Regions from separate parts of the Homo sapiens genome. Here all the other regions are linked to region 5. The links are chromatin loops, found by intact Hi-C in ENCODE. Cell type or tissue: PC-3. All regions are shown on one strand.

The links. Hi-C counts contacts between places; a loop is a spot of excess contacts. Peaks named below come from ENCODE experiments on the same cell type or tissue, not always from the same donor. Only the 100,000 strongest peaks of a DNase experiment are listed, where the experiment ranks them.
Region 1: a loop joins it to region 5, with 8 times the contacts of the local background. A loop is called at or near these places in 8 of 110 quality-filtered maps.
Region 2: a loop joins it to region 5, with 7 times the contacts of the local background. A loop is called at or near these places in 18 of 110 quality-filtered maps.
Region 3: it touches region 5 in a loop (12-fold over the local background); 10 of 110 quality-filtered maps call a loop at or near these places.
Region 4: a loop joins it to region 5, with 6 times the contacts of the local background. A loop is called at or near these places in 4 of 110 quality-filtered maps.
Region 6: a loop joins it to region 5, with 7 times the contacts of the local background. A loop is called at or near these places in 3 of 110 quality-filtered maps.

What each region holds. Positions count from the first base shown.
Region 1 is chr3:100,588,654-100,593,653 of GRCh38, reverse strand. No RefSeq gene overlaps it. Among named protein-coding and RNA genes, the nearest start is that of ADGRG7, 18 kb to the left of the region's middle. RefSeq lists a silencer at 2,821-2,980. In PC-3, CTCF peaks have their summits at 1,745, 1,976, 2,702 and 2,905 (motif pointing right); a DNase peak (open chromatin) is centred at 2,933; H3K4me3 peaks cover 273 bases.
Region 2 is chr3:100,734,851-100,739,850 of GRCh38, reverse strand. It overlaps TFG (trafficking from ER to golgi regulator), which reads right to left. Exons shown (of 8, transcript NM_006070.6): 6 at 3,135-3,275. Among named protein-coding and RNA genes, the nearest start is that of TFG, 28 kb to the right of the region's middle. RefSeq lists an enhancer at 1,767-2,644. In PC-3, CTCF peaks have their summits at 2,062 and 2,264 (motif pointing left); no DNase peak of the experiment used is centred here.
Region 3 is chr3:101,379,790-101,384,789 of GRCh38, reverse strand. The region is part of intron 6 of SENP7 (SUMO specific peptidase 7); the gene reads left to right. Among named protein-coding and RNA genes, the nearest start is that of IMPG2, 62 kb to the right of the region's middle. In PC-3, a CTCF peak has its summit at 2,757 (motif pointing right); a DNase peak (open chromatin) is centred at 2,759.
Region 4 is chr3:100,991,545-100,996,544 of GRCh38, reverse strand. ABI3BP (ABI family member 3 binding protein) reads left to right here and starts at 3,124. Exons shown (of 68, transcript NM_001375547.2): 1 at 3,124-3,239. The coding sequence starts at 3,161. In PC-3, no CTCF peak of the experiment used is centred here; DNase peaks (open chromatin) are centred at 3,044 and 4,034; H3K4me3 peaks cover 2,238 bases; H3K27ac peaks cover 1,440 bases.
Region 5 is chr3:101,193,664-101,198,663 of GRCh38, reverse strand. No RefSeq gene overlaps it. Among named protein-coding and RNA genes, the nearest start is that of IMPG2, 120 kb to the left of the region's middle. RefSeq lists an enhancer at 1-325. In PC-3, CTCF peaks have their summits at 2,141 and 2,341 (motif pointing right); DNase peaks (open chromatin) are centred at 2,523 and 4,483; H3K27ac peaks cover 2,420 bases.
Region 6 is chr3:101,033,399-101,038,398 of GRCh38, reverse strand. No RefSeq gene overlaps it. Among named protein-coding and RNA genes, the nearest start is that of ABI3BP, 42 kb to the right of the region's middle. In PC-3, no CTCF peak of the experiment used is centred here; DNase peaks (open chromatin) are centred at 1,508 and 1,958; H3K4me3 peaks cover 733 bases; H3K27ac peaks cover 1,918 bases.

The DNA.
Region 1 (5,000 bases), 610 kb after region 5:
AATTTGCCTGAGTGTTTTGGAAGAGACTACCAAATAACCTACGATCTATCCTTTCCTTCTTTAAAAAAAAAAAAAAGAACTTTAATTTCAGGGGAGCTAATGGCCTGCAAGCAAGTCACGATTATTTCCAGCCTCCCTTGAAGCAAAGTGTAGTTATATGACTAAGTTTAGGCTATTGGAAAATAGGCAGAAAGGATGATTGCACCTTCCAGATTTCCAGATCACAGTAGAAATTACACATCACATTAGAAATTCCAGCCACTCTATTTTCCCCTTCTATAGTCTTGAATGCCGACATGGACATCTCAAAAAATGGTAGAACGATCAAACAAAAGGAGCCTGGGTCTTGAATGTCCTCCTAGATCAGAGATGAAGATGAAAGTATTTTATAGATGAGAATTAACACTTAACATTTAAGTGAGTAGACTTTTTGGATTTTGATTTTTTTTATTTTTTGACAGACTCTCGCTCTATTGCCCAGGCTGGAGTGCAGTGGCATGATCTCGGCTCACCGCAAACTCCGCCCCCAGCTCAAGTGATTCTAATGCCTCAGCTATCTGATTAGCTGGGACTACAGGCATGCACCACCATGCCCAGCAATTTTTGTATTTTTTAGTAGAGACAGGGTTTTGCCACGTTGGCCAGGCTGGCTTCGAACTCTTGGCCTCATGTGATCCACCTGCCTCGGCCTCTCAAAGTGTTGGGTTTACAGGTGTGAGCTACTCTTGCCCAGCCTTAAGCCAGTAGACTTTGAGTAAAGTGAATTACCCTTGGTAATGTGGGTGGGCCTCATCTGTATTGGGCCATTTTTGTGTTGCTATAAAGGAATACCTGAGGTTGGGTAACTGATAAAGAAAAGAGGTTTAATTGACTCATGGTTCTGCAGGCTGTACAAGAAGCACGGTGCCAACATCTGCTCAGCTTCCGGTGAGAGCCTCAGGAAGCTCACAATCATGACAGAAGACGACAGGGAGCCAGCATGTCACATGGAGCTAGCAGGAGCTAGAGTGACAGCAGGAGAGGTGATACCCTCCGAAACAAGATCTCACGCACTCAGAGAACTCACTATCACCAAGGGGGTTGTGCTAAGCCATTCATGAGGGATCTGCCCCCTGATCCAATACCTCCGTATAGGCTCACCTCCAACATGGGGGATCACATTTCAACATGAGATTTGAAGGGGTCACACATCTAAACCATATCATTATACAATCAGTTGAAGGCCTTTTTTTTAATTTTTTTATTTTTCCACAGTTTTCACTCAGTCACCCAGGCTGGAGTGCAGTGGTACAATCATCTCATCACAGCTTCAATCGCCCAGGCTTCCCGAGTAGTTGAGACTATTGGCACTGGCTAATTTTTTTTTTTTTTTTTTTTTTTGACACAGGCTGCCTATATTGCCAGGCTGGTCTCGAATTCCTGAGCTCAAGCAATCCTTCCGTCTTGGCCTCCCAAAGTGCTGGGATTACAGACATGAGCCACCATGCCCAGCCCAGTTGAAGGCCTTAATAAAAAAAGGCTAACCTTTCCCAAAGAAGAAGGAATTCCTCTGGGCTTGAACTGTAACATCAACTCTTCCCAGCCTGTTGTCTCAAATACATGCCTTATTTTGAATTCTAAAACATGAAGCTTAAAACTAATGTTAAAGTAATAAGATTGTATTAGTTTGCTAAGGCTGCTCTAAGAAAGTACCACAGGTTTGGGACTTGTCAGCCTCTACAGCCACTTGTGCCAATTCCTTAAAATCCTCCCCTCAAGCCTACATTTGTATATTGGTTCTGTTTCTCTGGAGAACTAATACAGGGGCCATTCTGCAATAAGAACCATGCATTTTACAGGATATGAAGGCCCATAATCCCCAGAAAGCTTAATAATAATGTATGATATTCAAGGATACTCAACGAGTTTGTGATCTAGTTAGCAAGCGTATAAAACATTAGAAGACACCAAAGACAACAATGCAGAAGTCACTAGTTAATAAATGATTTACAAGTATAAACATTGCCTCCCAGAGGAATGTTGGAATGACAAAAATACTGGTTAAGGACACTTGCCAACCTGGTGAGCCCATAAAATAGTATAAATGTATAACTAAGCCAAGTTGTCAGTAAGTTTCTCAACAAAGATAATGCATTTTATGGCTGGTAATAAAACTTGGGGTAGATAATATCTTCATCCCTGGCATTTGCCGTATTGCCCTCAGTGTACCATTTTCCATGCTTTATTCTGAAATCTAAAAACATTAAGCTTAAAACTAATGTAAAGTAATGGGGTTGTTTGAGTTTGCTAAGGTTGCTATAAGAAAGTATCACAAACGGAGCAGCTTAAACAACAGAAATTTGTCTCACAGTTCTGGAGGCTAGAAATTCCAGATCAAGGTATTGTCAGGGCCATGCTCCCTTTCAAGGTGTTAGAGAGAATCTGTTCCATGCCTCCCTCTTAGTTAGCTTCTGATAGTATGCTGCCAAACTTCGGCATTCCTTGACTTGTAGACATATCACTCCAATCTCTTCCTTTATGTCCATATGGTGTTTTCCACGTGTGTGTGTGTGTGTGTCCAAATTTTTATTTTTTATAAAGACATAAGGCATATTAAATTGGAAACTACCCTACTTCAGTATGGCCTCATCTTAACTAATTTGATCTGGAATTATCATATTTCCATATAAGATCACCTTCTAAGGTACTGGGGGTTAGGACTTCAAAATATGAAATTTGTGGGGGACAGACACAATTTTACCCATAACAATGGATTAAAGTACTAATAAATTAAAACCTAAGATTTTTTAAAATAACTCAAACTCTACCTCTAACTATTTTTGTGGTCTGACTTCTTGGGGTGAAGGACGCTTCTTTTAGGATGTGAACTTGGTGTTTGCTTATGAGTTGTGTTTCTACACTCTGCCACTAGAGGGCAGCATCATCGCTCTTGTCTTTTTCACTGTTCAGCCTATTCCGCAATATCGTCAGTCCTCAGTCATCCTCCGTACTATACACACAATAGAGACGGAATATATTTTAGACACATATCTTGAGAAGTGAGAAGTGGGGAAGGTATCTTATTCTGGGGAGTCTCGTGTGCCCTGGCCATCACTGTCCTGGTGGTGATCCTCCCTTTCCTGAATCTCTGACTAGAATCAAATACCAGAGATATTTGAACAGAAGCTGGCATTTCTTCCTCTGAATGGGACACAGGAAGAGAGGTGGGGGTATGAAGACAGATGGTCCTCAGAATAAGGCAGGTCCATCTGAGAAGGAACTGAGCCATTCACTATGCAATAGTCTAACCGCTGAAGTGGAAAGAGCCCGCACTTACGGTGCCTGGAGACTTACCTCTGATGATGGGCTTGGCCACTAACTGCTTGCTCTTGGACAAGTCACTAACTCTCCAGTCTCAGGGTCTTCACCTACAGACAACATCTTAGGACATATTGATAATATCTTCCTTATACTTTCTCTCTTCTTTCTGCACCTAGAGCTCCCTATTCAATACTACATGTTAAGAAAGATTCCTTAGGTGCTATAATAGAGACCAAAGAAATATGTTTCTCTTTAGGGAATTATAATGCAGTGAGAAGAATTTATGGATAGGGATAATTAGAGGACTAAACAGCATATGATCCAGTAATTCCCCAGGCTCTCTGCTCTAGGAATTTATAGACAGAAGAGAGCAGTATGAAGTAGTAGGAGGGAAAGGTTTGGAATTTGGCCATAAAGAATCTTCAGAATTAAGCTGATAGGTTGAAGGAAGAGAGGGCGGTTAATTCAACATAGATATGGGAATTAAAATAAAATGTTTTGGGAGAACAGAGAACAAGTCAGCCTGATTGGTAAAAGCCTTATGTTAAGAACATAAGATGAGCACATAACTATACATTGAATCACATGCAATTGACATTATTTGATTTGATTTGATACCCAAATAGTCTAAGCTTTGAGAATAATGTTAATTAATTTAGACTTGGTATCAGAGGCAAAAGGAAGCTGCGTCAGTTTCTGAGCCGATGAAAGAGGGTTGTTCCATCCTAAACTGCTAAGCCCCTTAATTACGTGGGTGAGCTTATTCCTGTATGTTTTAGAGGCTGTATGTATTTGGGCCTCAGGCACAGATCAGCAAATCAGGTGTTATTTGGCCTACACTTTCAGCTTTTTACTTGAAATCTTTAATCCTCCCTTTAGAAGATGTGAAAATAGGCAGAACAGCCCAAGATCATGAGAGGACTCAGATAAGGAGCACTGTTTCACCTCCATTTGAACATTTCCTTAACCATCATAATTCTTCCCACAACTCATATACACACTCAAGAAATATATGTCATCCCAACTTTAAGGCATTAAAGGTTAAAGGCATTAAGAAATACTGACGTCCAATCTCAGAGCTGTTGGTTGAATTACCTTTGAAAGAGAACTAATTGAGGCACAGAGCCGAATGATGGTTACCAGAGGCTGGGAAGGGTAATGAGGTTGCAGGGTAGGATAAAGTGGGGATGGTTAATGAGTACAAAAATACAAGTAGGTAGAAGGAATAAGATCTAGTGTTTGGTAGCACAATAGGGCAACTATAGTTAACAATAATTTATTGTATATTTTAAAATATCTAAAAGAGTAGAATTGGAATATACTCAAAACAAAGAAATGATAAAAGTTTGAGGTGATGGATACCCCAGTTACCCAGATTTGATCATTACATATTATATGCCTGTATCAAAACATCACATGCACCCCATAAGTATGTACAACTATTCTGAACTCATAATAATTAAAAATTTAAAAAGTTTTAAAATTCTTAGCATAGGATTAAATTAGTATTATGATAATAATACTTAAACATGTAAACATAATTGTTAGAAATTCTTATAGATTTCTAGAGCCGTAAAAATAAAATAATATATTATTTTACACATTTTATAAATCAAACACAAATAAAAGTAAAAAATATAAAAGAATCAAGAATAAATAATTAAAATAAAAGAGGGCGACCTAGAATTCATTAGGTTATC
Region 2 (5,000 bases), 460 kb after region 5:
AAGTAACAGCATGGTGGTTATATTAAAAAGAAGATTATCAGTTGGACATATATACTGAAATACCTGAGTATAATAAGCTGTTCATAATTTGATTTAAACTACTCCAGCAAATTAAAAGGGGTGCAGTGGGGAAAAAATGATGAAAAAAGAATGCCAAAATATTGGTAAGTGTTGAAGCCACATGACTACATGAAGAGTTGATTATTCTATGTATGTTTCAATATTTACATAATAAAGGCTACTCAGCTTTTCATTATATTGGCATATGATTTTAAAGATTTTAATTATATGCTTTTTCATTTTTTTAGGCTGTCAAACAGCAATATCTCCCGATCTCTGATGATTTTTAGCGTTCTTCTCCTTACCAGTTACATTTCTGGCAACATCACATAGTCTTCCTGTAACAGGCACTGGCTTTATATGAAAAAGAGTAACATTATCCCTTTTGGTTTTTTTTTAATGATGCTCAATATCTTGTTGATCCTTTTAACTGAAAAACATATTAAGACTACATTTATTTGGAATAAAATTCACAGTTCCAAAGTCCCTTTTATGGGAGTTAAGTAACAACTCAGAATTCTTAATTTTAGTATGGACTATTAACACATTGTAAGAGATTGCTATGTTAACAAATTATAAGTAATACATTTTATGTTGGTAATTCTGCTCAAATTATAACCAGTAGTTGATCTAAATAACTGACAATGTCAAAGACTCATTATACAACAAAAAGTAAAAGTAGCCTATAATTCATGCTGGGAATCTATAAATAACGACTATATTTATCTAAAGCTGTGCTCTTAAAATAATCACTAGCTACATGTGGCTATTGAGCACCTGAAATGTGGCTTGTTTGAAATGTGATATGTTGTTTGTTGTTTGAAGTGTTCCAAATCAGTGTCAAATCCCAGACTTCCAATACACAGTACCAAAAAAATTAACTTTTTAATAGTGAGTACACGTTGGATACATTAGGCTAAATAAAATTAATTTTACCTTTTCTTAAACATTTTTCTAATGCTGCTAAATAGAAAAACTACATGTGGCTTCTATCGTAATTCTTTTGGACAGCACTGATCTAGAATTAGATCAGTTATTAATAGTTTAAATGATGTCACATATTAATTGTACAATTTTCATACTGTATGTTTTAATGTAAGCTAACAGTTAATTGCAGCAAGGCATACAATACTACTCTAAAAATTAAATGCATATAAACAGTGTTAATCTGCTACCTCTGAAAAAAGGAATTTGGTTGCTGTGGACAGAGGTGGGAGAGAGAATTTTCACTGTATGTCCTTTCGCATTTTTAAAATTTTACTTATTTGAAAATGCTCAATTAAACACTTCATAGAATGTTTAGATATTGCTAGTAGCGCCTTAATTCCCATTTATTTATACATAAACAGCAAACATTATTTGGTACAATGATCCTTCCAACTGTCATTGTATCACAGTATACACTGCTTAAAATGGGATTTATTTAAAAACAAATCTTTAGTTCGCTTGATGTAGGCATTAAACTCTCATCATACCTATACTCTGCTTTTGTCCATTTCAGCTGACATCTGCTTTAGTTCTAGTTTGTTCTAGTTTTGGCAGTAGCATTTTGGTGCAGAGGAGGAGTTAATTAAAGTTGGTTGAGAAAAGGCTTAAGCAATAAGAAATTCTTCGCAAACCACTGATTCATCAGCAAAATGTCACCTGCTAGTCCATAATGACTGGTGTTCATCCAACAGACAACTCTGTGGATTTTTTTTTTTTTGGCTTTGTTTGTTTTTGAGACAGGGTCTCGTTCTGTTGCCCAGGCTGGAGTGCAGTGGAGTGATACAGCTCACTGCAGCCTAGACCACCCACTTCAATTCAACAATGCAAACAATCCTCCCACTTCAGCTTCCCAAGTAGCTGGAACTATAGGCACATGCCATAGCACCTGGCTAATTTTTTTAAATCTTTTTTTATTTTGTAGGGACAGGGTCTCACTATGTCACCCAGCCTAGTCTCAAACTCCTGGGCTCAAGTGATCCTCCTGGCTCGGCCTCCCAAAGTGCTGGGATTATAGGCGTGAGGCACCACACCTAGCCAGGTAACTCTGAAAGTATCACCACAGGATGATAGGATTCTATTCCAAAAGTGGTCAGTTCATTTTAGCCTATGTTTTGTTTTTGTTTTAATGTAATTGATAACCTTAATCACTTGCTTCTGGGGCTGGAAATACATTATACCACTATCTGACCCGTTAAACAAATAGTTAGAGCACCACCTGGTGTTTGTTTTGAAGTGGAATGCGGCTTTAAAGGTCCCAACACACATAGACAATACAAAAATCACACTTCATTATCTGGAAGGCACCCTAGAGATTAGTTAAGTACTTAGTCACATTCTGCAGAACTCCAAGGTTTTCAATGAGGCACCTTAGTGCCTGCTGTGTGAAGTCTGTTGCCCTTCAATCCCCTATTTTAAATATGGAGCTTTCAGGTTATATTTCATTCAGAACTAAAGACATTCTTTTGAAACCACTGGGTTCAGTCCAGTTTTCACATTTTACAGTGAAAGAATATCAAAACCCAGAGAGACTAAACTGCATATCCAAGGACAGATTATTTCAGAAGAAAAAGTCTGACTTAAAATACACTGCTTTTTTTCCATTAAAGACATATTGCTAAATTTACAAAATTATAAAAGGCTACTAATCTTAACAAAAAAAACCCACTACAACTAAAGTTATCCTTTACCTCTATTCAGAAATCTTTTTTAAATTAGAAAAATCATGCACAGATGTTGAAGAAAGGAGGGAGATAAAATAGCATCTATAACACAAAATAAAGTGTGAAATCACCAGTCTGAACTTCACTATCCTCCCCTCCAAGGGTCACCACTGACTAATGACTGGTCTTTCACTCTGTATCTATATTCATAGAAACACTTTTTTGAGGTATTTTTTTCATTCCAATAATTGGAAACATACCTGACATATTGTTCTATTTGGTTTTTTAACATCAAATCATGTCAGTAAATCAAAATTTTTCCTGTGTTTAAGGCATGACTAAATACATGAAGTGTTTACAACAATGCTGTAATAAACACTTCTACACATGTACTTTCCCAAACATGTGTTCTAAACTCTATTTTACCTTCAATCTGACCTGCTTGAGTCTGAGCTCCTGTATATGGTGGCTGCTGTGGCTGAACGCCTGGTGGGTGAGCTGCTGAGGAGGAGGAAGCAATGCTGTCGGGTGTTCCTGAACGATCTTCTGCAGGAGCACTGGGTGGCCCTGGATAGTCAAAAAAAAGTCAGTTTAGTATCCAACACAAGGCCTTCCCCCAGCAAGCTCAAGGAATAAGTTTGGTTAAAAGATACTAAAAGTACTATAGAATAAGTATATAACCACAAATACGCCTTTTTACATTAAATGTATGTACTTTATTTTTTCCTTTGCTCCAATCTCTTAATCCAAAGCTACAACTGGAACTCCTTCCTTATAAAGTGTAGAGTACTATATTCCTGAGTCTTAACCTCTCCCTGCAAAAATCAAAACTCATGTCTGCAATGCCAATATCCCCCTACTCCAAGCAATGTATTCTGCACAGGAACCAAAATTGTCACTTCATTCTTCAAGGGGTCTTCACTGACCATAAATTAAGTTCAACCTCCTAGTTTGGCATTAAGGGTCCAAACATTATTTCTCACAATTTCTCTTCTCACATGCCTCCCTTTCAGCTAAACTAACCTTCTCCCTACTCCCATAACATAGCTAATATTTTTTTGACCTCTATTTCTCTCCCACTAGATCCCATATATTTAAATATAACATTCACATATTTAAATATAACATTATTTAAAATCCAATTATAATTCCACACTTCTAGTAAGCCTTCTTGACTCATGAATACTTTTTCTACTAGTGAACTTCTATCTAGTTTACTTTTGTTAACTCATACTGACTTCTACTTTGCATTTCTGAATAGCTCTCACTTTCCCTCTTAAAGACTCTGCACTCTTTTGGCCGGGCTCCTGACTGTTGATTCTTTTTGTCTGCCGAACAAGGCCTAGCACTCTAACTTACATATGGAGCCACTATAATTCTTACAAAATAATGAACACAGAAATGAATGGAGAGAATATATTACAGTTCCAATGCTGTGACAGTCAAAAAAGATATTCTGAGGACAATGTAAATATGTCTTATTCCTTTAAATTCTTTCTGCTTTGGCAATGCAGAAGAGTGGTTAAAAGCATAGGTTTTGGAGCTAGACTACCCAGGTTCAAATCCTAGTGCTGTCACTCACTAGCTGTGTAACTCTGGACATGTTACATAATCTCTTTCTGTGCCTCAGTTTCCTCATCTGTACAAAGGATATACTAATTCCTACTTGATAAGGTTATTGTGAGGATTATGAGTTTACAAGAGCTTATAGCATGGGCTTATAAAAGGAATTATACAGCAAAAGCTTATAAAAGTGACTACTACTCAGAAAGTTCCATATAAGTACTTGCTATTATCAGCAGACTAATTTCTCTAAGGGCAAACCTCTATCTTCTGCTCTGATGTATCCCCAGAACTTACCACAGTATTAGGCACAGTTGACAGCTGACAGTCCAAGTATTAATAAGAACCTAAACTAGGATATAATAGTGGTAATGCAAGAGAGACTGATGATTGCCAAAATAAAATGGATGATGGTTTCTATCTACCACCATTTTACTTAAATTTATATCTATGTAGATAAATACACACATTCTTCCCACAAAAGACACTGTTATTAGCCTAAATATATATATTTATTACTTTGGCTCCTCTTTCCTCCCTTATATGTAATTTATTACAGTTAATATTCATTCCATGTTTGTAATATTTTATCCCTCCTTCCCACTGCCACATTCATTATTCTAATAAGCCACATTTTTACCACATCACACCTGAAGAACTACAAAAGTATCCTAGCTATGCATACAGTTTTTCCTACTATAATTCAACATACAAAGCTGTGAGAAAAAT
Region 3 (5,000 bases), 190 kb before region 5:
TGACCTCTTTGCCTGAGTTTTACTTGGGTCTGCTGGGCTTGTTCTGCCCACTTGGCCTGGCAGGCTGTGCTTGGCTCCCACTACTGGCCCGGATTCCATACCTGCCAACGGCGAGCCAGGTGCAGAGTGGCGAGGGGTGTGTGAGCGAGTGAGTGCTGGGTCTGGCCACTGTGCACAGCCAGGCATGTCGGCTGTGGTGGGACGGGCAGCTCCAGGTGCTGGCACGGGTGCTGGCTTCCCACAAGACTGCAGTTGGACCAGTCGTACTGCAAGTGGCTTCCACTGCTGGCACTGGGGATTGAGGTGGTGCCCAGAAGCTTGGAGACACCAGGAACTGCAGAGCCCCAAAGAGGGTGTCACAGCCCTGGCTAGGGGAACTCTTAGGTGGGCTCCCTTAAGGGCCACAGCTCTTCTTTCCTTCTGTCTTCTCTTCTTCTAGTCACCCGCAACGTGGCAAGAGTGTGTAGCACCCTTTTTAGCCCTGTTTGTATTATAGCTCTTCCAGTCCTGCCACTTGGCAAGTCCTGAATTCTTGTCCTGTGTTCAGGAAGAATTAGGTATGTGGACAACTGGAGGGTGAGTAAGGTAAAGTGGTGTTTTATTGAGTGACAGTACAGCTCTCAGGAGACCTGAAGTGGATAGCTCCTATTTGCAGGCAGGTGATCCTGTCGAGTATACAGCTCTCAGCTGAGAGGGGACCCACAGTGGGTAGCTTCTCTCTGCAGGCAGGTAGTCCTGATATCTGCCCAAGTCTGGCTGAGTCCAGGGGTTTTTATGGCCTTTGGAGGGTAGGAAGTGCACGCTTATTGGTCCATAGGCAGCCATGGCTCAGCCTGGAGAAAGCACCATAAGTTGTCACTCTGGTCCACGGAACTGGGAGCCTGGGCCCCAGACTTCAGGCTGTCCCAGGCCTGAAGGAGGGGCTTCACTGGGGACACTCCCCTTTCTGCCCAGGAACTGGTCTGCCTCCCACTGCCATCAACCTCCTATCCCCAGTGCCCAGGCAGTTCATGCTGAGGGGTGCCTGCAGGCCCACACTGAGCTGCCCTCAGCATCCCCTTCCCTCCTGTGCTCATTGGCCCCCAAAGTCCAGAGGGGGCTGAGGTGGCAGGGGGCTGGCGTGTACCCGAGCATGTGTACACCTGGCCAGGTTGTGACAGTGCCTCGCCTTGGCCTCAACTTTGCTCTAGAATTGGAGTGGGCACTGAGAGTGGAGAGGCTGGGCAGTGGGAGCAGACACTTCTGAGTGTGCGGGGGCATGGGGGCCTTCCTGGGCTCCTTAGAGTACAGGAATGCCCAGGTTTGCAGCTGTGGCTATGTGGCTGCAGCAGTGCTGGGGAAGGCAGGACTCCCGCCCCTCCAACTTGGAAGGAGGGTGGGGCTTCTGCCTGTTCCCAGCTCCCACCAGCTCTGTGGAATTTGCAGTCCCGGCTGTGCCTCCCCCACTGCAGCCGGCCTCTTTGCAGCAGCTGCTCCAGATGGGCTGCTGCTGCTGCCATCAGTGGAAAGCAAAGGGGGAGCAGGCACATCACATGGTGAAAGCAGGAGCAAGAGAAAGAGTGGGGAGGCTGCTACACACTCTTAACCAGATGTAGCAAGAACTCACTCACTTATCATGAAGACGGCACCAAGCCCTGAAGGATCTGCTCCCATGACCTAAACACCTCTCACCAGGCCTCACCTCTAGCATGGGGATATAGTTCACTATGAGATTTGGTCAGGGACAATTATCCAAACTTAATCATTTTTAGTGAATATGTTTTAAAAAATTTCTTATATGAGTTTCTGTTAGTATTTGTCCTTATTAGGGTGCTCATCTCTTATTCATTTTAAAAACTCTCATTAAAGGTATTGACTCTTTGTAATATGTATTGTAAATTGTTTTTCAAGTTTGCTATACTACACTTTCTTTATAGTATCTTTGATATAGAAGACTTTTAGTTTATTTTGCAAAATATGTTAGTGTTTAATTCCTGTGTTTTGGCTTATCCCTGGCAAGACCTCTTTAACCCCAAATATGGAGATAAGTCAGCCAGCTACTGTTCTCATTTGTACTGCTTTAGATGAGCTATCAATTCCTGAACAAGTCTGTAGATTACTTTCCTAATTGAAGTTCTGATTCTTTTTTTGCCCTTCCATTATAAATATTTATTAAGAACTCCCTTTTAGGTCAGACTGAGCAGAATGTTTTAGTATTTTTAAATTTTACTTCCCATTGGGATTTTTAGAAATACTTTATAACTGCTAATGTAAAGAAGTCTAATTTAATTTCCAAATAATATATACCGAATTGTATTAGAAAATAGGCTTGGGTGTGGTGACTCATACCTGTAATCTCAGTGCTTTGGGAGGCCAAGATAGGAGGATGGCTTGAGGTCAGGAGTTCAAGATCAGCCTGGGAAGCATAGCAAGACCCTGTCTCTACAAAAAACTTTTAAAAAAAGAATTAGTCAGGTGCAGTACTGTGTGCCTGTAGTCCTATCTACTAAGAAAGCTGAAGCTGGAAGGTTGCTTGAGCCCAGGAGTTAGAGGTTACAATGAGCGATGATCAAGCCACTGCACTCCAGCATGGGTGACAGAGTGAGACCCTGTACCTAAAAATAAAAAAAAGAAGAAAAATATTTCATAAAATTATGTTTTACAAAAGTAATAAAGGTTTTATTGTAGCTAGCCACTCAGCAGGGATTGGTAATTAGCCTTGAGTGAAAGGGATCAAATTGCTATTTTAAATTGCAAGACTCTAATATAGACTTCCAACAGAGGGAGCCCAAAGCTTTTAAATGGAAGTGGAGGAGGTTTCATTTTTATTAATGTATTCCAGCTCTGTCATAGTTTCCTATATTCATGTCAGTTGATTTTCTTTTTAAGCTTTCCTTTGGTAATTTGGTAATGACAATAATCCACATAAACACTAAAGAAGATACTCTATTTTGAGATCATTTTCCCCTGTTAACTTAAAATTTCTCTTCTATGTTTTATGTCATAAATTTTCTTCTGACTAGCAATTTGAAAAACACTGATACAAATAGTGCATATATCCTAAGTTCAACTCCTTTATGCTAGAAACATTAGTCAGTTTTGAATAAAATTACTAATAATGATACTCATTTGCACGGTTAACTCTTGAACATTTGCATTATATGGTTATCACTCTTTTCAAAATAATATTTCATTATTATCTATATGTAATTTATGTAAACATTTAAACTTTTTCCTAATTTGAACAATAATGCATATTTATATTAAGAGATATATAGAAAAGTATGAAATTGATATTACCCATAATCCATTCCTCAATAATAAGCATTGATAATATTTTGATATGCTTTCATCTAAATATTTTTCTGGATTAAATGATTATAATCATGAAAAATAGTGTTATTTTTATTCATTTCACACTATCCTCTTTTGATATTAATCTTTACTTTAGGCCTATGAGATAGATAGGAGAGCAGTTAATATTTCTATTTTATAAATGTGGAAACTTTTTGAGGTTCAAAGAGATTAAGTGGCAGAGGTAGAACTATAACACAGGTCTAATATATATGAGATGCATTTAAGTTAAAAAACATAATGTTAAAATAAACACCCAAATGTTCACCTTCTATTAAAAAATAGACTATTATCAGCATCACCGAAGCCTTCTGTGTTCCCCACTTTGCCCATTCTGTCCCATTCCCATGCATTCGCCTTAGAATTAACCACTTTTCTGAATTTTAAGTTTTATATAATTGTGAACTTTAGAAAAATGATTCAGGTTACTGAACAATATGTATTACATGGCATGCATTTTTTTTGCCTAACATTTTTGTGAGATTCATTCATGTTGATGCATAGAGCTAGAGATCATCCAGTTTTACTTATGTATTTATTGTATTAATATTAAAAATAGATCTACCTACTTTTTATTGATGGAGTTTGGATTGTATCCAGTTTTTTTTCTCTCATAAACAATGCTCCTTTGGACATTTTCATTTTATATGTGTTGCCAGTAAATAGTATGTATCTGGATACTTCTCTTTTTACATTCAGTCTACATTTATTTTTAACTATAAGGCATAGTCTGTTTATATTTTATACTACTATTTTTCTTTATGCTTTTTATTTGGTCTGCTTGACTTTTTTTCCTTTCTTGTATTTTTTTTTTTTTTAGAGATAGGTCTTGCTATGTTGCCCAGGCTGGAGTGCAGTGGCTATTTACAGGCATGATTATAGTGCACTACAGCCTTGAACTCCTGGCCTCAAGTCAGCCTTCGAAGTAGCACACTATAGGTGTGCACCACTGTGCCCCACCCATTCTTGTATTTTAAAAATTAGTTATGTTTTGTTTTGTGTGTGTGTGTGGGGGGGGGGGCGGTGGTTTGCTTTACGTTCTAGAAGATTTAGACTCTTTCTATTTTTAAATAGTTTTCTATAAATTATAATATACTTGATAGACCTATCAAAGTCCAAAGTTAATTAGTATCTGTGTTCTCATTTTGAATAATAGGGACTTTAATCTATTTTAAGTACATTCACATTATTGTACAACCATTACCACCATTCATTTTCAGAACTTTTTTCATTTTTACCAAACTGAAACTCTGTATCTATGAAACAGGAACTCCTCATTCCTCTCTCCCCCTAAACCCTGACAGCCACCATTCTACTTTCAGTTTCTATGATTTATTTCATGACCCTAAGTACCTTAAATAAGTGGAATCACAGTATTTGTCCTTTGCTAACTGACTTATCTCGCTTAGCATAGTGTCTTAAAAGTTCATCTATGTTGCAGCATGTGTCAGAATGTTCTTCCTTTTTAAGGCTGACTATATTCCATTTTATGTATCAACTAAATTTTGTTCTATTCATCTGTTGATAGATAGTGGTGTTGCTTCTACATTTTGGCTATTGTGTGTAATGCCATTATGAACATGGGTGTTCAGTGTGTGTTTGTATCTCTCCTTTAAGTTCTTTTGGGTATATATCCAGAAGTAGAAGTGCTGGATCATATGGCAATC
Region 4 (5,000 bases), 200 kb after region 5:
ACCTATACACTTAATATGGGTGGGGGATGTATTTGGCTCTAATTTTCTACCAGTCAACACAGAAAGAGAAACCTGGTTACAATGTCAAAAAATAAATACAGTTGCTCTGGAAAAATAGCCACAACTTTTCATATTTGACACAGCAGTCAGACGTTTTCTCCAGGGTTGTTATTTTTTAGGAGGTACTATATGATGTAGTAAGCAATGTCTAGCAACACTCTTACTATGTACAATAGGGGGTTTCATGGCTGATTCTTATAATAGACTTCAGTGTAGGTATTACACAAAATGCACTATACTAAAGCATGATTTAATAAAATATTTTAACGCGGGCCAATACTATTTTCAAGAACTGTGAAAGATCTGAGATTTTTATCCTATCTGCAAGCTAACATGCAGTTCATAGAGGCTGGCAGGAGACACAAAACACCTGGGTCAAAGACAAAGGAAAGGACAGTTTATTACAGCAATAGCAGTAGCCTGAATATCAGCATTTGCACTAGTTCTAGGAGCCCAAATTCTCACAGGACAACACAAAGAGGTACAGGTGATATGTACACATGCCATGGGTTGTTTTACAGAAGAGGAATGACAAGCTTAGAGAACTTAAATATTTTATAATGGGAAGTGATCATGTATTCACATTGCCCCAGAGGGAGATGTTACCTTTATTATATGGAACAGAACACAAATTTCTATCTTCCAAGGATATTTTATGTGCAAATATTCTTTACAAGATATTCTGGAACATAGGGAGTTAGTGCCTCTGCTCATAGGATGTGCGGAAACATTAGTTACCCTTGCAAAATTATCTCCCAACAACTGCACATTCTAGGTCATACTCAAGTGTTCTCTGACATAATCTAGAACTAACCCTTAGGTTATTGGGAGGAATTGATGAATTCTGTTTCATTTGACACTTACTCATCATGTACTTATTGTATTCTTATATTCTAGGCACTAGAGACAGTAGCAAAAGAGGCACAGTTGCTTTCTGTAGTGTTACTCCTCCCTAGTCTGAGGAGAGCCCTAATACTTTCAACATCCTCACTGAATGTTCAAGTGTCCTACTAGCTAAGATAATGCAACCATTTTTTATTTCTGACACAATAATTAGAGATTGTGCTTCATTTAATTAGCCTACAGTCAGTTGCAAAACTGCAAATAATGATTGCTAAGGTGGATTTGACTTTGCCTGCTGGCCATGCAGAGGCCAATTCCTGAATTCCTGCTGGCCAAGCAGAGGTCAATTCCTAACTCTTGCACCAGCCCCTCATAAATGTTTTGAAGAACCAGCCTTCTTTACAATATTTCTGCTGGGTTTGTTCCCCTCAGAAAACCTGTCATTTCCTGCTAACACAGTGGTCTCACTGGCTTAATGTGATGGCAATGACATATAGGAGCAGAACCAGCAGTGCCAGCTGGATAAATGTCCTAACCCCGATTGAGGGAACTGCTTATTCAAGTAAAAAATCAGAGATGAAAAAGACCTGTTAAATAAGCCAGTGCCTCCTGTAGTCACTGCCAGAGCATTCCTATGGTGAGAGCTTAGACCCAGCCAACTCTAAATGACTTTAACAAGGTGCCTTCTCACACTTTATTTGGAAGACGGGGCTGTCTCTTCCATTTTTTCTTCTTTTTTCTTTTTGATAAGTTTTCTAACTAGAATTTCATTTGACCAGTGTTATTTAATTTTTCTCTTACTGTTTTTGGTTCAGCTACAGCACCCCAATGAGGTAAGCGATTTTCAAAGAGTCAGTATAAATATACCAACAAGGTTTAAAGTGCTTTATTAACCCAGCCATTCCACCCATGCGTCTATATATTTTGACCAAAGTGATGTAGGGGGAAAGGATACACATGTGGACTTCAGAGGTAAATATGCCCAGGTTAGAATTATAGTTCTACTTAACTGGGGGCTTATCATTTTCATTATTATTGTTTCCAGTGACTGCCATTTAGTAAATGTTTCCTGTGTGTCAGGCTCTATGGCAACTACTTTCGAAAAACTGCTAGCAAATGTAAGAAATTGATACTGTCATCTTTATTTTAGAATCTAAAATGTAGTAATTAAGACTGGAAGCACTATAGTTAAATGGGCTGCTTAAAATGCCAACACTGTGACCTTGGACTTTCACTTGACCTCTCTGTGCCCAGTTTATCTATCTGTAAAATGGGGATGATGACAATGCCTGCCTCATAGACCGTTTTGAGGAATAAATGTCTTAACATGTGTAAACTGATTCGATCAGTGCCTAACACGGAGCAAGCATTTAAATGTCATCAATATTGATAATATAGAGATGAAGTTTGCTCAAGGACAATTCATTAGTAAGTGGCATCCGTTATTAAGCAGTAGAATATACTAGCATTGTCAGGACACTTAACCTTTTTTCCTCAGCTTTTCTTAATGGCAAAATGGGGATAATGCCATATCTCCTGCAGAGGCACTGGGAAGATTAAAATACAGTAAAGTAGGTAAAGACTCGATTACAGAACTCAGTCCACAGTTGAGGCTCACATAGTAATAGTGCTCTCTCTACGTCTCTACATCTACATCTGTTGAATATATGTGTATACACATATATATTATAACGTAATGTATAGCTTTGTAGCCAAAGACTTACTCTTAAATGTTTCTCATAATACAGGAACTACAGAATGGCTCAAAATATATCTTTATGAGTTTACTCCCATTTAAAAGAATTGGGTTGGTTTACTGGATAATTAAAAAGTTTCCTTCTTAATAAGGTTTTATTTTATATTTTTAACATTTTGATAGCTTTTAGTACATTGTTTCTGGATTCTTTAAAATAGTTTATCAAATGTTTCAAAACTGCCTAAATACTTCTTCTTTCACAAATACAGATCTGCCATAATTTGAATTTTTATATCACAGAAGGAAGAGACACAGTTACAACTTAGCAGAAAGAAAGAAATGTGATGATATGTTTTTGCTGTTGTGCTTTTTTTTTTTTTTTTTTGGTGTGTGTGGGAAAGGGTGTGATGTCATCTTGTCTCCACCCCCTGTGAGTAAGCCCACGGCACAGCTAAGTGCAGCCGCCCGCCTCTGTCACTGGGAGACAGTCCACTTAAATGCAGCTCCAGGGTTGCGAGGCACCCACCAGCATCATTCCCCATGCGAGGTGGCAAATGCAACATGCTCTCCAGTTTGGGGTGTCTACTTCTCTGTGGAAGTATTACACTAGCCCTGGGAAATGCACAGAAATTGCCAAAAGGCAAGTAGCCTGATGTTTTATGTTTTAAAAATAATATTAAGATATAGATGTTTTTAAATGTTGATTTTAAATATGATCTGCTTTACCATACGGGGGGAATAGAGTTATTCTGCAGAGATTCAAAGTTCAAATGTGTGAAGGGGTCTCTTAAACTTTTACTTTCCCCTCCTGTTATTTACTTTTCAATTACAGCTCTTTATTGCAAAAATGAAAACAAACTTATTACATTGAGCAGCTGTTCATCAGAGCTTGAACTGTATACTTTCTAACTATAGTGCTTGTGTATTGAATCATATTGTGTAAATGGATATTATAGTCTGTTAGAAAGAGTTGTTTGGTGTTTTTATCCTCCTCCCCAGAGACTGAATCAGTACTAGCTTAAGATTCAAAAGAAGCTGGTTCTGAAACCTTGAATCTTTGGTGTGAACCTCAAACATACCTGTTGACCAGGAAGCTGAGGGAGTCTAGGCAGGTCAGACCAAAGTACGGTCATGTGCTGATTTGCAGACACGTCCCTCCAGTGGAGTTTGGAAGAGGGCTTGAGCTGTTGGACAGGACACTCCCCCCTTTCTTGGCTAAATTGCTCTCATTTTAGTGTTGGTATTTTGTTTACAAATGTTATCAGAAGAAAATTAAAATTTCTAAATTTTGACCCTAAAAACAACCCTTTGAGCCCATCAGAAACCAAAACAAGAGGCTGTTGCCTCTCTCCTGTCTCTGAACATAAATGTTGCATGTACTTTTGTTTCTCTGCAGAGGCACTTCTCTAAGCCAACTCTAGGTCTGTGAAGGCTTTTTATGGTTGCAGACTGCTGTAGTCAGCAGGATTGTGAAAAACAGGCTGGAATTTACCATACAGTCATGATGGAAAACATCAGAAGTAATGCAGAGCTGCAGGCTTGTCAAGAACCTGGTGTGCCTAAAGTCAGAAAGAAAGGTTGCTAGTGTCAGAATATCCAAAAGATCATCCCTAGGTCCTCTCTCTGGGTAGTCTGCCCCAGGATCATCTTGTCCCAAGTGAAAACTGTTCTTTCCTCGGTGGGTAAAGTGAAACTTGAATCCAGCATGTGAAGGCTGAAGCGGTTGGCTAGTTGATATTTCACACGATAATGTGAACAGCAATAAAAAAGACTAAGTAAACTTTCTCAACTCTGATCAAATAATTAAAGAAAAATAAAAAACAAGCACTCTTAGATCTTTTTCTACCAAGAGTTTTGCTCCTTGATCACAATAAAACTGTGATTTAAATAAATCAATTATGAGCCACAAGCATTCAGAGTTAATTGTACCTACTAATGGAATATTTAACAGTAACATATCATTTGAGAAGAGTCTGGGGGTTTTCTCAGTCTTAATACCTACAGAAGACTTTTATTTTACTTTTTATTCATTGCATAGGGATGATATAGGTGCAACTTTGTTACTGCAAACTTCTGGACAATCCCAGTGCTTTAATTATCGTGTTGCAATCACTAGACACAAATCTCTTGACACAATTTTTCTTTATTTATAATGGGAAAGAAAAAAAAACATAGTTGTCGAAAATGGCCACAAAACTTTTGTTGTTTATTTAAAAAATATTTGTAGTTTTGGTAATTTGGAAAAAAACATCAAATTATAATAATGATAAAAGAAATGGCAAGTCTTGTTTTTAATATTATGTTTTTTCTTTATTGGAAAGCTATTGAGGACCTTTTAGCTGAAGTCATCTTTTTCAAACTGTGCTCCAGGCATAGGTGCACTGTTTGTCCTACAATGGGT
Region 5 (5,000 bases):
CATGCTGCTATAAAGACACATGCACACGTATGTTTATTGTGGCACTATTCACAATAGCAAAGACTTGGAACCAACCCAAATGTCCAACAATGATAGACTGGATTAAGAAAATGTGGCACATATACACCATGGAATACTACGCAGCCATAAAAAATGATGAGTTCATGTCCTTTGTAGGGACATGGATGAAATTGGAAATCATCATTCTCAGTAAACTATCGCAAGGACAAAAAACCAAACACCACATGTTCTCACTCATAGATGGGAATTGAACAATGAGAACACATGGACACAGGAAGGGGAACATCACACTCTGGGGACTGTTGTGGGGTGGGGGGAGGGGGGAGGGGTGGGGGGAGGGGGGAGATTAGGTATATCTCCTAATGCTAAATGACGAGTTAGTGGGTGCAGCACACCAGCATGGCACATGTATACATATGTAACTAACCTGCACATTGTGCACATGTACCCTAAAACTTAAAGTATAATTAAAAAAAAAAAAAAAACCATTCCTTTCACTGAGCTGAGGCAGCTCTCCTTGTACACTGTTTCCAGGACAATAAGAGACTGTCATTATGAGAGGCTCATGATGAGTCTATGACTCTCTGTAGAGATAAGGAAAAGAAGAAAATATTTTTTCCATTTCACAGCCAAGAACAGACACAGACACAAGCACCATAACAGAGGGGACAGGATTCAAATTATTGAGTAGGGATTTTGATTTTCATACTCAAAGCAGACCAGAGTTTCCATATTAGTGTCTCCTAAAGACATTTTATTTGTTTTGCTGAATTGAAAGAAAGACAAAATGTGTTCTCTCGACCCATGCCACCCAGTAGAAATATAATGTGAGCCATATACATACTTTTAAATGTTCTAGTACCACATTAAAAAGGTAAACGGAAAAAAGTGAAATTAATTTTAATAAAATATTTGTCTTAGTGGATACAAGCTATTATGATTTCACAATGTAATCATTATAAGGAATTAATGATATTCTACATCTTTTTTTGTATTAAGGTTTCAAAAATCACAACACACCTCGGTTTGGACTAGCCACATATCAAGTGCTCAATAGTCACAGGTGGATAGTGACGACCTATTGAACAGCACAACTCTGGAATCTCCTTTTCCAACACTTCCCTACTGCTTCAACTTCCCTTCCCCATCCAAAATACAAAGTGTCTTTGCAGACATTGAGTTCCTGTCTCCGGAAGTGTCTGAGCAGAGGGTGGGTGACTACCATTTGGTGGTAATATTGTGGAACTCTGAATAAAGAGCGTCAGTGGAAGTTTGGACAACGAAAGTGTTAAAATCCTTTCTAATCCCTAAGTTTTGTGATGCTGTGATACTGAGAAAGGAGACATGAAATTGTGGGTTTGGAAAGAACTTCTTTCCGTATTAGATGTGCTATTTCCTGCCATTATCTCTTGATTTGTAATTCACTCCTTTGCTACTTCTAGTATGAATGCAATGATTACTTATAGGGTGCTATATAGCCTATAAACCACTCTCATAAACACTAGTGTTTCATTCAATTATTTCCTCACTCACTTAGTAAAAGCATATTAGTCCCTGCAATGTATTAGTCTCTGTTCCAGGAGCTGGAATGTATTAACCACAGCGGGTAAGATAGGCACAGCCCCTGGGCCCATAAAAGATTCAAGCTCATTTGTTCCTACTCTTCCTTACCTCCGGTTTTTGGAACCTCTCCACCCAAGTTTGGCTTGAGCCACCAGGAGCCATACACTGACTGATATGAAAATAGTGGTCTGACTAGTCTCCTGGTGTAGAATGTCAACCCATCCCTGAAGCGCAGTTTTCAGTGACAAGAAAACTGAAGATGGGGTTCTCAGCTTCTCTGGTGTGATTAAGGCACTAGAAAAAAAAACCAGCACTGAGGAGAAGTAAAATCTGCTGATGTTCAGCTACATGCACGAGTTGAAATTGTCATTTGCATTAAAATTCCCTTTGCTGTCAGCTGCCACATGGATGCTTAATCTCCTTTGACTCTCTGCTACACCTTTTTGTGCGTTATCTGAAAGTTCTGGAAGAATTAAAGCTTCTTCTGAGCAGTGTTTATTAGTTATGATGCTCCTGCTTTAGAGAAAGAAAAATAATGGAAACTTCAGTTGTCAGAAAAACTGATGTTTGGGCCTGATAGAAAAAAAAAACGAGGATTTATGATGAAGGAAAATCATTCATAGAAATATTTCAAGGATTCAATTATGATTTTGTTTAGTAAGTTTGAAAATACTCTATCTCACTCATTTAGTTCTTTAGTGTCCAAAACATTTTGGGAACTCAGTTGCTGAATTCTACAGTATTCAACTTCTCTCGAATGTCTTCTACCACCAGAGAGCAGCAGAGATTTATAGGTAGTTAATGAGTCCCCTAGATACCAATAAACAAGGAAGCTTGGCCACTTGATTTGATCTCATTAAGTAAATAGCTAGTAAGTAGAAGAGGCAGCTGATTAACTACCAGAATGTTCACCCGTTAGCCTGTATCCCTACCCTTTCACCCTTTCTCTCTCTGGGATGTGCGTATATGTGATTTTAATGATTTACGACATGGGTTGGGAAGGGTTTTCTAACTTTTCTAGGAGCTTTGGGGATGGGTCAAAATGTACCTTGTTCTTCCACACTCACTCATGCCATAGCCTGAGTAATACAGGAAGGAAGTGAATCAAAAGTCTGAGAAAGTACAGTTCTTTTTCTCTAGACCAGGCATCATCAAACTGCTGCCCACAGGCCAAATCTAGTTTGCCACCTGTTTTTACAAATTAAGTTTTATTTCAACACAACCACACCGATTTGCTTATGTTTTGCCTATGGCTGCTCTTATGCTACAATGGCAGAATTAAGTAGTTGAGACCATATGCAACCATATGGCTTGAAAAGCCTAAATTATGTATTGTCTTGTCCTTCACAGGAAAAGTTTGCTAACCCCTGCTCGATGCTGTATCAGTATTTAAATTATGGAATATATAGGAAAGCAGAAAGAGTCTCGGACTGGGAGGACTTTAACAACTATAGTACCAGTCCTGGTCCTGCGGGTTGGTAGTAATGTGTCCTTGGGCAAGTTCTTTAATGTTTTGAGCCCTAGGTGGCCTCATCTGTAAATGGGGGCTGGGGACTCAGGGTGTAGTTTGAACTTGGTAGTATCCAAGATCCTTTCCAGATTGAAAGTTCTATGAGGATTTTTAAAATTACTCTTGCTTTTTTATAGTTTTAAATTACTCTTGGCGTTTTTATAGTTTATGTGGAATTGCAATCCCCAGTGTTGGATGTGGGGCCTGGTGGGAGGGGATTGGCTCATGGGAGTGGTTTCTGATGGTTTAGCAGCATCTCCTTAGTGCCGTCTCGTGATAGAGTTCTCATGAGATCTGGTTGTTTGATGTACTATCTCCCGCTTCACTCTCTTTCTTCTGCTCTGACCGTGCAAGATGTGTTGCCTTCCTCTTCGCTTTTCTGCCACGATTGTAAGTTTCCTGAGGCCTCCCCAGCCATGCTTCCTGTACAGCCTGCAGAACTGTGAGTCAATTAAACCTCTTTTCTTTATAAATTACCCAGTCTCGGGTAGTTCCTTATAGGTGTGAGAATAGACTGATACAGCATCTGACAAAGCATCTATAAGGAACTTAGACAAATTTACAAGAAAAAAAAAGCACCATAAAAAGTAGGCAAAGGACATGAAAAGACACTTTTCAAAAGAAGATATACATGCGGCAAATAATCATGTAAAAAAAGCTCAACATCACTGATCATTAAAGAAATGCAAATCAAAACCTCAATGAGATACCATCTCACACCGGTCAGATGGCTATTATTAAAAAGTCAAAAGATAACAGATGCTGGTGAGATTGTTGAGAAAAAGCAATGCTTATACACTGTTGGTGAGAGTATAAATTAGTCCAACCATTGCGGAAGACAGTATGGCAATTCCTCAAAGACCTGAAGACAGAAATACCATTCGACCCAGCAATCTCATTACTGGATATATACCCAAAGGAATATAAATTATTCTATTATGAAGACACATACACAAGTATGTTCATTGCAGTACCATTCATCATAGCAAATACATGGAATCAACCTCAATGCCCATCTGTGATAACTGGATAAAGAAAATGTGGTTTTATACTACATGTTCTCACTTATAAATAGGAGCTAAATAATGAGAACACATGGACACACAGAGCAGAACAAAACACCATGGGCCCTTTCGGAGGGTGGAGGGTGGAAGGAGTGAGAGGATCAGGAAAAATCACTAATGGGTACTAGGCTTAATACCTGGGTAATGAAATAATCTGTACAACAACCCCACTTGACACAAATTTACCTATGGAAGAAACCTGCCCATGCACCCATGAACCTAAAATAAAAGTTAAAAAAATTATACACATTTCAGAAGGGTACTCATCAAATAGTGAAGATTAATATCACATTCCTCAGGAGATGACACACAACTGGAGGTATTCGTGTTACATCATGTGGCAGATACAGTGCAGTCCTATCCCCAGAGAACTGACTTTTATGGAATTTGGCCTCAGTATAGAATATATTGCTGACATATGCTATATGTTATTTCATGCTTGTTATTATATGTAACGCAATGCATTGTTGCAATTAAGCCTACAAGTTGATGCCTATGAGGATTTGAGACAAAGTAAAACTTTTACCTCTAAGTACTTAGACGTAAAACGTGTCACTGATGTTAGGAAAGATGACAGGACAAAGGCCCTGGGGTCTTGGGCTGTGGAAAAAGTGGAGCCTGTAGCTTTTCAAAAAGTAACTACCTTCACGATCATTTATATAGGACCATATTTAATGAGCTCCTTATGGTGAATGATGATTATGTCCTCTGTTTTCTCTATAAAAGTAAGAAGTGGGGTAATTTTCAAATGTTTTCAACTTGCATATTTATTATTCAAACTAAAATATTCCTCTTTTTCTTTTTGCCTAGAGTATTCTAGCCATTCTTTCTCTTTGAGCTCC
Region 6 (5,000 bases), 160 kb after region 5:
ATTAGTCAGGGTTCCTCAGAGAAATAAAACCAATAGGATAGACAGATGATAGATAGATAGACAGATAGATAGATAGACAGATAGATATATGGAAGACGAAATTTATTATAGGAATTGCCTTATGTGATTATGGGGGCCAAGAATCCCCACAATAATATAGATATATATGGGGAAATTTATTATAGGAATTGGCCTATGTGATTATAGAGGTTGAGAAGACCCACAGTCTGTCATATGCAAGGCGCAGAACCAGGAAAGCTGGTAGTATAATTCCTTCCAAGTCGAAAGGCCTGAGAAAAAAGGGAGCTGGTGGTGTAAGTCCCAGTCTGAGTCTGAAGGCCTGAGAACCAGGATTATATATGTCCAAAGGCAGAGGAACTTGGATGTCTCAGTTCCAACAAAGAAAAAAAGCAAATTCACCCTTCTTCCATATTTACGTTCCATTTACATATTGGATTACCTCCACCCACCTTAGTGAGTGCAATCTTCTTTACTCAGTTTGCCTATTCAAATGCTAATCTCTTCCAGAAACACCCTCACAGACACACCGGGAAATAATGTTTTGCCAGCAATCTGGGTATTCCTTAGCTCAGTCAAGTTGACACATAAAATCAACCATCACAATTAACTCCTTGTAAGCTTGGCACCCATATGAATCTCCTTAAACCATTCCTAACCTTCAAATAAAGACAAAAACCAGGCCGTAATGCCACCTACCAGGATACGAGGATCCTGCGTACACAAGGAATACTAATCCTTTCCTCAGAAGAGAAGGTAAAGTCTTTCAGTGACATTTTCTCTTCTGATATCCTACAGGTTACACTTGAATACTATGTACAAGTTACATACACACACACACACACACACACACACACACACACATATATCCTACAAGTTATGCTTGAATACTATGATGTAAAATTACATATGTATATGTATGTATATATAAAATTACATATATATACACATATATCCTACAAGTTACACTTTAATACTATGATGTAAAAATAACAATAGTTAAATACTGATATAAAGTTAATACATATCATGTTATGTGATAAGGAAATAAGATTAGAAATAAAGGAAATATGTTTGCTTAATATATATCTATGTACACCCAAATATATTCATAACAAGATGAGGAGGAAACACTCATGAAATTACAATTCTCATTTCTGTAACTGGTCATGTAGTTGTAACTGGTATTTATAACTACCTTCTGCTACTACCCATTCTGCATTTTCTTTGCCTTCAGCAAGGACCTCAGCTCATTGTGGCTCTTTACCTGTGGGGTGACCGAAAACTTAATTCCTGACCAGTCTGGGTCATTTGTAATCCTGCCTGGATTGGGTAGTTGTAGTTTCTCCTTGACGTTAATCACAGGGCATGGTAATACTAAAAGATGCCCTAAGGGATCTTCTGTATTTCAGACTTCTCTTCCTTCTATTGCGGAGTAGTAGTCCTATTTACCCTTGGTAGTCAGGATCAATCACCCCAGCCAACATCATAACTCCCTTCTTGGCTGTTGACTCAGAGGCATGAGGAGCCCAAAGTGGCAGTCTTAACTTCTAGTTTAATGGAAGTATTGTTGTATCTCCTGGTGGAAGTATTCTTACCTCTGGGACTAAGACGTCTAAGCCAACAGAGCATAAAGTCTAATGAACAGGAAGCATACATTTTGTTTGTGAGTTACTATGTGTAAATAGGAAATGGTGCCTCTCCCATCTCCACCCCTTGCTACCTGGACCTGTGACTTCTGGCTCTGAGAGAAAGAGCACCATATATTGGATGCTGATTCAGAGCATATACAGAGGGCCTTGTACAAGCCTTGCAAGGTATTGCCATCTAACTGGTATTATAACTGAGTGTTCAAAAGGCCATTCCACCATCCTATCAAGCCAGCAGCTTCGGGATGGTGTGGAATGTGGCAAGACCAGTGAATTCCATGAGCATGAGATCACTGCTGCACTTTTTGTGTGTTCTAGAATAAAATATTTTAAAAATTTCTTCCTGGCTCATTGCTATGAGTTCTTCTGTCTGTGGTTACTAAGACTAATCCCCAAGGAATCAGGAAGAGTCAATCCTTCCTTAGAAGCTGAATGCTGAATCTCTGATTATTCAAGACATTGGACTATTTTTTTAGGAAGTGATGTGACTCTGTTATTTTTCTCCTTGATCTGACAGTATCTGTGGGAAGAGCACAATGAGTTGCATAAAATAACTGACATTAAATTTCAGTGATTTTCTTCTGTGTTATATCTAGCTATACTTTATTCTTTCTCTTCTTCACATTTGTCTGTTGTGCTAATTGACTTAGCTCCTACTTTCTGCTCTGAAATTCACAAAACTACAGTTAAGTATGACACATTTTCTCAATGCTTCTATTTTATCCTAAAATATTGGTGGGGGGGAGACATTGGATTTTTACATTCCTAAAAGATTTTGTTACACACATGTAGAGGGAAAAATCAGTGTAATTCTGTTTTCTGATGGACGTGTTATAGGCCAAATAGAAAAAAAATCACTTAGATTTTTAACTTTTATTTTATGTTCAGGGGTACATGTGCAGGTTTGTTATATAGGTAAATTGCATGTCACAGGGGTTTGGTGGACAGATTATTTTGCCACCCAGGTAATAAGCATAGTACCTGATAGGTAGATTTTTGATCCTCACCCTCCTTTCTCTCTCCACTATCAAGTAGGTCCCAGTGTCTGTTGTTCCTTTTTTTGTGTCTATGTGTACTCAGTGTTCAGCTCCTACTTATAAGTGAGGGCTCTGTTCCTGCGTTAATTCGCTTAGGATACTGGCCTCCAGCTTCATCCATGTTGCTTCAAAGGACTTGATATCTTTTCTTTTTTTTTTTGAGATGGAGTTTCGCTCTTGTTGCCTAGGCTGGAGTGCAATGGCATGATCTCAGCTCACTGCAACCTCCACCTCCCAGGTTCAAGAGATTCTCCTGTCTAAGCCTCCTGAGTAGCTGGGATTACAGGCATGTGCCACCACACCCGGCTAATTTTGTATTTTTAGTAGAGACGGGGTTTCTCCATGTTGGTCAGGCTGGTCTCGGACTCCCGACCTCAGGTGATCCACCTGCCTCAGCCTCCCAAAGTTCTGGGATTACAGGCATGAGCCACCACGCCTGGCCGATATCATTATTTTTTATGGCTGTGTAGTATTCCATGGTGCATATGCAACACATTTTTTTTCCAGTCCACCATTGATGAGCATTTAGATTGATTCCGTGTCTTTGCTATTGTTAATAGTGTTGTGATGCACATACATGTACATGTGTCCTTTTGGTAGAATGATTTTTATTTCTTTGGGCATATACTCAATAATGAGATTGCTGGGTTGAATGTTAATTTTGCTTTGAGTTTTTTGAGAAATCACCAAACTGCTTTTCACAATGGCCAAACTAATTTGCATTCCCACCAGCAGTGTATAAACATTCCCTTTTCTCTGCAACCTCGCCAGCATCTGTTATTTTTTGACTTTTTAACATAGCCATGCTGACTGGTGTGAGATGGTGTCTCACTGTGGTTTCGGTGTACAGTTCTCTAATGATTAGTGATGCTGAGCATTTTTTCTTTGCTTGTTGGTCCCTTGTATGTCTTCTTTTGAAAACTATCTGTTCATGTCCCTTTCCCACTTTTTAATGGGGTTGTTTTTTGTTTGTTGATTTAATTCTTTATAGATGATAGATATTGGACCTTTGTCAGATGCAAAAAAAAAAAAAAAAAAAAAGACTAGAAAATTCTGAGTATGTAGCAGGTGCTACCAGCTAAGGCCAGGCTCCCAGCTCATCATACTAGGCCTTTGGGAACCTTCAGTGGAAAAGGAGAGCTTTACCATATTCTCTCAGTAGCAACAAAACCTGCCACCTAGATGAGGGATACTATAATCCCAAATTTTGGCGGAAGTACATATTTTCTTTGACGTCTGTTTGCCCATTTGATCTTGCTTTTGTTCTCACTTTCTCTCCTCCCTTTACAAATAGTTACATACATTTAATTGGGGGGTGAAACAAAACATGGATATCAATCTTTAGGGCATTATGAAAGTTATCTCCTCAATTATCCAAGTTAAGTGAGCGGCACTTCTGTTGCATTATAAAATAGCTTCCTCTGGTGTACTTTTAAAACTCTCTGTGTTCTAGGGTCAACTATTAGTGACCACAATGTTCAATAATTACTCAGATTTGGTGATTCTGTCCTAAGGTGAAATTGATCCTGTGCAAGCAGAATGATTGTTGTGAGAAAGGCAGCAATGGCAAGGTGTAGAACTTGATGAGATTTAGAGAGAAGCTAACAGCTGAAGCCACTCCCTCTCCCCCAAAGAGGGAGTGGCTCTGTTTTCACGGGAAGTATCTATTTCCATGGGAAAGCAGAGAGGAGAGATTCCCTAGACTACATATTAATTCTAAAGCATCCTCAATATCAATGAGAGAGAGATGCATGTGCAGATGGCAGTTGCTTGGGATCTTTTCCTTTTGATCAAATACATATATTTATGTCCAGATTTACTTCTTTATGTGTACTCAGTTGCAGGGAAGTTTTGAAAGGCATTGCCAGGGATTGTCTACAGATCGTTTTGTCATTACGTAGAATGCGTTTCAGCAATGGTCTTTGTATAGTGTGCTGGGCTGGAAGCATTGGTGTCTAGAGACAGCTGCCTCATGCTGCCAGACTCACACAGAATTGACTTTTGCTACTGTGTGTATGATTTAAACACACACACACACACGCACACACACACACACACACAGATACACATTTATAAATGAAAAGATCAAACGTCTCAGAGTTCTGTTACTCACTTGAGGAAACAGGGTAGGAAAAATGACTTGGAAAAGGAAAATCAAATTACAATCAGAATAATTATTGATGAACAGGGAATCTGAGTGAAGAAGAGATTTAAGATACTCGTGCTGAGGTGACTTGGTGACACACCTTTCCCCAACCTGGAGACCCTCCTTACAAGGAATTGAATCTGCATTTCT